Linked DNA regions of Mus musculus: regions 2 and 3 are each linked to region 1. A link is a loop called in an ENCODE intact Hi-C map of the cell type or tissue named here. Cell type or tissue: heart. All regions are shown on one strand.

What was found. A loop is a pair of places that touch in the nucleus more often than their neighbours do. Peaks named below come from ENCODE experiments on the same cell type or tissue, not always from the same donor. Only the 100,000 strongest peaks of a DNase experiment are listed, where the experiment ranks them.
Region 2: it touches region 1 in a loop (6-fold over the local background); 7 of 42 quality-filtered maps call a loop at or near these places.
Region 3: a loop joins it to region 1, with 6 times the contacts of the local background. A loop is called at or near these places in 2 of 42 quality-filtered maps.

What each region holds. Positions count from the first base shown.
Region 1 is chr9:113,929,371-113,931,870 of GRCm38, forward strand. Ubp1 (upstream binding protein 1) reads left to right here and starts at 1,942. Exons shown (of 16, transcript NM_001372510.1): 1 at 1,942-2,396. The coding sequence starts at 2,284. It overlaps Gm39439 (a long non-coding RNA gene), which reads right to left and starts at 1,556. Exons shown (of 4, transcript XR_003948257.1): 1 at 1,357-1,556. In heart, no CTCF peak of the experiment used is centred here; DNase peaks (open chromatin) are centred at 1,541 and 2,261; H3K4me3 peaks cover 2,087 bases; H3K27ac peaks cover 1,809 bases.
Region 2 is chr9:113,741,230-113,743,729 of GRCm38, forward strand. Clasp2 (CLIP associating protein 2) reads left to right here and starts at 244. Exons shown (of 40, transcript NM_001114347.1): 1 at 244-646. The coding sequence starts at 452. In heart, a CTCF peak has its summit at 1,460; DNase peaks (open chromatin) are centred at 122 and 582; H3K4me3 peaks cover 1,837 bases; H3K27ac peaks cover 1,386 bases.
Region 3 is chr9:114,400,021-114,402,520 of GRCm38, forward strand. It overlaps Glb1 (galactosidase, beta 1), which reads left to right and starts at 1,058. Exons shown (of 16, transcript NM_009752.2): 1 at 1,058-1,249. The coding sequence starts at 1,172. It overlaps Tmppe (transmembrane protein with metallophosphoesterase domain), which reads left to right and starts at 1,075. Exons shown (of 2, transcript NM_001200002.1): 1 at 1,075-1,249. In heart, CTCF peaks have their summits at 1,266 and 1,795; DNase peaks (open chromatin) are centred at 1,051 and 1,391; H3K4me3 peaks cover 1,885 bases; H3K27ac peaks cover 1,611 bases.

The sequences.
Region 1 (2,500 bases):
ACCACATCGGACTATGCACTAACCCATTTGGCTGCCTTCCTTCCCAAGGCATGGATCGTCCCAGCATAGGAAAGATCTCCCTCCCTCCCTCTCTCCCTCTCTCCCTCCTTCCCTCCCTTTTGACCCATTTTCATTCTTCTACCATACACTCAATAAAATTAAATTAAATTAAATTAAATAAAGAGTTGCCATGGTCATGTCTCTCTGTGGCAATAGAAACCCACTGAGACAACATGCATGCACCATTTCAACCTGTTTCCAAAGAGGAATGTTTGACAGAGAAAAGTCATTTTCTTTGGGTATGGTCTTGAATAAATCTAGTTCCAATAATTTCTGTCACCAGGTCTTTCAGTAGAGCTGTGAGCTGAATTAACCTGAAAGTCCTTGCTGTTTTAAGGCAGGGTCTTGGCTGGCCTAGAGCTCAACTGTGAATACCAGGCTTCTATAAACTCACAGAGATTTCTTCCCTGCCCAGTCCTCCAGTGCACTGGGACAAAGAGCACACCCCATCACCCTGGCCCTGACCTTAGATGTTGGCAAATGTTAGCTTTCAGAGGCTGTGCTTCTACATATGTGTGAGTACTCTAGTGCATAAACTGATTAAAGAGACAAATGATAGCACAATTACACTTGTCCCAAGAATCAGAGAATTACTCCCCCTTCCCCCGTTATTTCCAACAGTTAATAATAAACCTGTCAAATGAACGTTGCTGGACCCACATCCGAATCCTTTGGAAACAATATTATGTGAAAAAAGCAATAATCGAGGGCCGGCTTGGAGGGAGCAGTTCTTCTCAAAGCTTGTTAGGGATACCCAGACACAGACTTCCATGAAGCAGTAAAAGGGAGCACTTGGGCATAGATAGGAAGTCTCTATGCTTAGTGTATTCTTTGTCTTTTGCTGCGGGTATCTGTGTGTGTGTGTGTGGTTTTTGTTTGTTTGTTTGTTTGTTTGTTTGTTTTGTCTTCGTGCTACCTGAACCATAACCTCCCGGGTTTGTTTGTTGTCTTTTGTTTTAGAAAAACACTAGTTTTCTTCACGTTAACTCTCACAGCAATTTGCATGGTTTGTGTTAGCGCACATGATTAAGGAATAACGAGGGTGTCACACACTCTTGTGCTATGTGCGTCACCAGATCTTCTGGGCTCTGCAAATTTGCTTTGTTTTGTTTTGAGACAAGCCCTTGTATATAACCTTGATTCAGCCGGAGCTCGCCAAGTAGACCAAGCTGACCTCGAACTCAGACCAGCATGCTTCTGCCTCCGGATTAAAGTTGAGTTGAGAGGGGCGGGGACCTTTTAGGGAGGGCTGACTGGCTTATTCTCCTGCCAATCAAGATCTTCTGCACAACAGACCTAGCTTACATCAGACGAGATGTACCCGCTTTTCTCTGGAGCGGGGGCAAAAGCCGACGAAAGGGTATTTCCCAGAACCGACGGAAGTAGGACCTGGAACCACTTCCTCCAGTGCGGGCCAATGAGCTCTTACTTATGGCAGTCAATTTAGTCCCGGAGGGGAAGAGCGTTTTGATTGGTGGCTCAGCCGGGAACGCAGAGGCTCACGGGAATCCATTCCGGCCGCTTCGCCGTGACTGCCCAGAAGACCTGTCAGTCAGCCGAGCGTAACCGGTCACACCTCTTCCGCCGCCAGGCCGCGACACCGCGGGGGCCGGGCAGCGCCGCTCGGCCCAGGCGCTAGTGCCGCCGCGAGGCGCGGGGCCGCGAGGGGCGGGCCTGGGAGGGGAGCGGCCGCAGGGGCGGGGCCGGAGGAGGAGGCGGAAGCGGCGAGCGAGCCCAAGCCGGAGCCGCATCGAAGCTGCGTCCGGGCCGGCGGAGCGGCGGCGGCGGGGTTGGCCGGGGCGAAGGGGCGCTGGAGCCTGGGCGGGCGGGCAGAGGGCTGGGGGGGGGGGGGCGCGGCCCGGGAGCGGGTGACGGGCGTGCCGGGGGGATGCGCGCTGGGGCTGTGGGGCGGGGCGGGCGGCGGCCGCGGGAGCGGCGCCGGGGGCGGGCGGCGGCATGAGGCGCGGGGCCGGCGGCCGCGGGAGGGCGGCGCGGCTCGCGGCCCGGTCGCTCCCGCCGCAGCTGCTGGCCCGCACGCTGTGCCCTGACAGCTGGGCCTCGGCCGCTCTCGTCTCAGCCGCGTCCCGCGCCGCCGCAGGTGACCACTCGCCGCGCCGCCGGAGGCTTCACCCGCGTCCTCCCTCAGGACGCGCCCGCGGAGCTCGGGCGCCTTCGCCCCGGACCCGGAGGCCGCGCTGCGCGGGGCGGCGGCGAGGCCGGAAGATGGCCTGGGTGCTCAGTATGGACGAGGTGATCGAGTCCGGGCTGGTGCACGACTTCGACTCCAGCCTGTCCGGCATCGGGCAGGAGCTGGGCGCCGGCGCCTACAGCATGAGGTAAGGGGCGCGCGGCTGCCTCCGCCGGGCGGGGCCTGGGCCGCGGGGTCGGGGTCCTGCCGCGTGGCGCCGTGGCCTGGGAGGCCGACGGGGGCGGCTAGCGG
Region 2 (2,500 bases), 190 kb before region 1:
AAGTACCAAAAAGTTTTGAGTCTTGATGATGGCGGCGGAGCGAATCGCCGGAGATGCCGGAATTCCCACACTGGCCTTCCAGGGTCGCCCACGCGAGGCGACCCACACGGCCCCGACAGCCCAAGGCTCGGGCCATCAGTAGCGCCACAGGCCGCAGCCCACAGGGGCTCGGGCGCGCCGGGAGGCCGGGCTGGAGGCCGGGCGCGTCGCTCTGACGTCACGCGCGCGCTGACGTCGCCGGCAGCCGCAGCCTCTGAAGCGGGGCTGGGACCGGGGGGCGCCGAGTTTGATTAGTTTAGGGGGGCCGTCCCCCGCCGGCCGCCGCACCCCAGGCAGCGGCGTCTCTGCGTGTCGGCGCGTCCCGGAGGCTTCACCGCCGCGCCTCGGCGGTGCTGCGAGGAAAGTTGGCGTGTAAGGGGCGACGGGCGTGTGAGGGGTGGCGGGCGCGGCCATGGAGCCCCGCGGCGCCGAGTACTTCTGCGCCCAAGTGCTGCAGAAGGACGTGAGCGGCCGGCTGCAGGCGGGCGAGGAGCTGCTGCTCTGCCTCGGCACGCCCGGAGCCATCCCGGACCTGGAGGACGATCCGAGCCGCCTGGCTAAGACCGTGGACGCGCTCACCCGCTGGGTGGGCTCGAGCAACTACCGGGTGAGCGGCGGTGCGAACGGGCGCGCGGCCGGGGCGGGCGGGCGCGCTGCCGCCGGGGTCCGGGGACGCGCTGGCATCGCCCCCCAGGGCTTGGGGTACGGCCCCAGGCGGCGGTTCGGTGACACGTTGCTGTGTTGCTTGGCGCTTTACAAAGTGGTAACTTGCGGCCCAAGGCTTTAAGACTTTGTAACGTTTGTCTACGCCCGATGGCAACGCCTGCGCTGAGATGGGGCGTTTGAGTACGGCGTGAAGTTGGACCGTCAAGTTCATCTCTTGCTGTTATACTTAATCTCCAGTTTCTTTTCTCTCTACCCTCTCTTCATCCCTCTCCGCCTCTCTTCCTTTTTTTTTCTTTTTTGCTTCTCTCTTCCTCCCTCTCTTTCCTCTGTCGTTCCCTCCCCGTCTCCCTCCTCTCTTTTCCTCTCCCCTCTCCCTTTCTCCCTCTTTTCTTTCGTAGTCTTTACGTGAAGGTTGAGATCACCCAAAAGCACCGTTAGCGCGTATTCAGGTCCTTCGCACGGAAGGACTGCTCATCTCATGGCATTTATTCACATTTCCCTTAATTGACAGCAGAAAGCCGTTGACCACTCATCAGTTCTCTTGTTTTCCCGCAGTTGGGACGAACTTAGATTTGAAACACTATGGTTTAGTTGATGCTGCAAACGAAGCGGGAATGGGGAGGAGTGCGGTAAGGTACGAGGAGGAATGGGTGTCCGGTCAGCATCAGGGAGTTGTTATGTAGCCACCGATGGAGAAAAGTGAATATTCTGTAATTAGTTGGAGTTGTTAGTGGTTACTTTTCTTTTTAGTCTTCTGGTGGCAGTATTGCTTTAAAATGCAGGCGGGAGCTCCCGTGGATGGAACGATTCTTAGTGATGTATCCAGCAAATAGGCTGTACTTTGAAAGCTTCTATCTATAGAGACAAGAAAAGCAGTTTTAATGATGAGATCTTTATGGAATTGTTGGAAGGTTAGACTTAGCAAGATTTAAAATAAAGTTTTCCTAGCACATATTATCAAATGTACATAATGGGTTTCACTGGCATCTTCATGCATGCATCTGTGTAATGTACGTTGTTCACTTTCACCGCTATTTCCCACTCTTGCTATTTCCATATAGTTCCTCTCTACCTTTGTATCTTTTTTTTTTTTGATTAAATGAATCAGTAAGCTTAAGGTTATTTAAAGGAGTATGGGTGAAGGGTTCAATAAAGGAACATGGGCATCTTATTAGTGACTGCATCACTGAAGAAAATATTTCCCCTATAATGTTTAAGGCCAGATTGGACTATATGATGAGGCCCTGTCTCAAAAAAAGGGGGGGGGGTAGGGGGCTTGGGGAAAGCTAATATTTACTAAAATACAGGGAGTATTAATTTCTTTTGAAGAAATTACCTAGCTCCCCTTACTGTGTAAGCAAGGCACATGTGTGCTCAGCATGGCTGTTTTGTGCTGTGTTGCAGCACTGGCTATTGTGGGAAGTCAGCCCGTTAGTAATGTTGGCTCACTGTCTCTAGAGGAAGCTGCTGGGCTTCGTTCTCCACACTGACAGTGGATTGCCTTGGAGCCTTTGCAGCCCTCAGATGTTTGTCCACAAGTGGCAGTAGTGATACCACAGTTGTCAACTCTGTTGTCACATCTCTGAGCATCCAGCTAACTGGCTAGAGTCCTTCCAGGAAGTATCTGATGTTCACACATTCTTTCCATGTTCCTTACAAGATACTTAGCCTGAGACAACTTAAGCAGTTGGAAGTGCCACAGGCCTTACAGCTTTGTCAAACACTTTCTGGTAGCGCTGCTCATTAGTCTTTATTTCTGGTACATGAATGAGTCACCTGTCTTCCTTAGGTCAGT
Region 3 (2,500 bases), 470 kb after region 1:
GAGGCAGAGGCAGGCGGATTTCTGAGTTTGAGGCCAGCCTGGTCTACAAAGTGAGTTCCAGGACAGCCAGAGCTACACAGAGAAACCCTGTCTCAAAAATCCAGAAAAAAAAAAGATACACAGTGAGAAGCTGCCTCAGAAAAACAAACAGAAAGAAAGAAGGAGAGAGAGAGAGAGAGAAGGAAAGAAAGAAAGAAAGAAAGAAAGAAAGAAAGAAAGAAAGAAAGAAAGAAAGAAAGAAAGGAAGAAAGAAAGAAAGAAAGAAAAAGGGGATTTAGGGGTGTGGCCCAATAGTAGAGTACTTGCCTAGAATTAATGAGGACCTGAGACTCACCGATAGCATTGCAAAAAGTAAGTGAAATAAATAAATAAATAAATAAATGAGATAATGCCTAAAATAAATGAATATTGTTATTGACTACAACTCATTAAAGCTGGGAAAATCTCATGTATATTTAAGTCAACGTCAACTAAAGCAGAGGTGATGACCCATGGCTATACTTCCAGCATTCAGGAGGCAGTAGGCGGAAGATCAGAAGTTGCCAGAGGGAAGGGCTACTGTTCTCATTAAAAATCAGGGCACTTCAAAATAACTTGGCCATAGCTGAGTCACACTTAGAATTCCTCTGTAACCTACTACAGTGCTTCTTCACCTTTGCTTTCACTGAACCTCGGAGCTGGGTCCGGGTCTAGGACTTCAGGGTTTCTGGGCTGGGGCCCAGAGTCTGCATTTCCATGTTTAAGTCTCGTTGGCCTGTGGACCACACCTTGTGAATGTTAGACCACGTGCTAGGGAGAGTTTTAGGGGCTAGGCTTCTAAGGCCAGAGCACTGAGGACTGACTGGCTGGTTTCCTCTTCCCTGCTCAGTTCTTTTCTGGCAGCCGGGACAGGCTGAAGGCCCCTGTGAATGGCCAGCCCCTGAACTTCATCATTGCTCATTCAGGGGTGCCGCCATTCCGGAAGGAAACACAGTTGTGGGAGATGCATAGACCACAGCTGCTTCTGAGTCACGTGGCCTACAGAGGCTGGACCTCCACTCGCAGCACAGAGCCTCGGGGCGGGGCGGAGCTGGGGGCGGGTCCTGGCATAGGGTCCTCAACAACCCCCGGAGGTGCAGCGGCTGGCCAGAGCGCCCACTGCCTAACGGAGAGACCCCATCGTGGCGCGATCATGCTCCGGGTCCCCCTGTGTACGCCGCTCCCGCTCCTGGCACTGCTGCAACTGCTGGGCGCTGCGCACGGCATCTATGTAAGTCTCCGGTGCCACCGCGCGGGGACGCTCCGCCGCTGGGAAGCGGGCAGAGGCCGAGGAAAGCCGCGGCTCTGCAAAGTCGGGATCCGGGTTACCCTCGATCACCCGCTCAGAGCAGGCAGGCCGCCGAGGCGCAGGCAGTGGTCGGGCCTCCCGTAGGAGGCGGGCCGGACGGGCGGGGCGCGCGTCCTTCCTGGTTGCTGGCGCGCGTGGGTTCCGCTGCGGCGGTCCCGTGTGCACGGACCTGCTTCCCGGTTTGTGCAGCGCGGTCGGGGGCTAGCTGAGGTGCGCCTGAGTCTTTCCAGCTTCGGTTTCTGGGGAGAGGGGTCCAGGCTGCGCGGGGCTGCTAGAGGGCTCCGCGGGCAGTGGCGTGGGGCGCGATCCTTGCGGAGTTCGGGCTTCATGGAACGCTCCGGAAGGAGAAAAAATGGGGTCAGGAGTGGCTCCTGCAGTGGGGTCACAGGAATATTCGCTTTCAGAGACTTCTCCCTTTTCAAACATACTGTTCATGTTTCTCGCTAGCCACCTGCTGGCTGCTTTTAGTTTGAGGTGTGCATCGCCTTGTTTGTTGGAAGCCTTTTTCTTCTTTTAGGGTTTGGCGGTGCGGGAGGAGGGTGGGAAGAGGCCAAGTGCTACAGGCGAGGTCTGGGTGGCAGGGCAGTGGCTGAGGCGCGTGGGACACGCACCTGGGGAGGTCTGCACCGAACCTGCGAAGGGGACAGGGCGTGGTGGAACGGGGCTCCTACTCATTTGCACTTTGAGCGAGTCACCTTGGGGCCCTCCAGATGGACTGAGTCGGGTAAGTTCAAGTACTTGGTAGTAGACTTTGAACCTTGTAGACTTGTAAAAATTACACTCTTGGAAATGGCACACGTTTATCTAAAACCAGAGTTGAAACTTGTTTAAGTTTCTGGAAAACAGTTGCTGAAAATGCTTTCGATTAAGGAGAACGAAAATTTAGTGCCGGCTGCTCCGTCAGAGCTTGAGGTCTTGAGAACCAGTGGGCAGAGGCTCCAACAGGTAGGGGAAAGGAACCCATATATCTGGAGTGTCAGGATGGGCAGGAAGAGATAAGGATTTATGGAGGTGTCACCAGTCTGATGTAAGTCACCAGGCAAGAAATTGAGGTGCCCTGTGAGAGCCGAACCCTGAGACGCTGCTTTGTGATCTCCGCGGGAATTCTTAATTATGTAGCTATCCCTCTTGAGCAGTTAGATTAGAGCCAAGAAATTCCAGCCAACTGGCTTT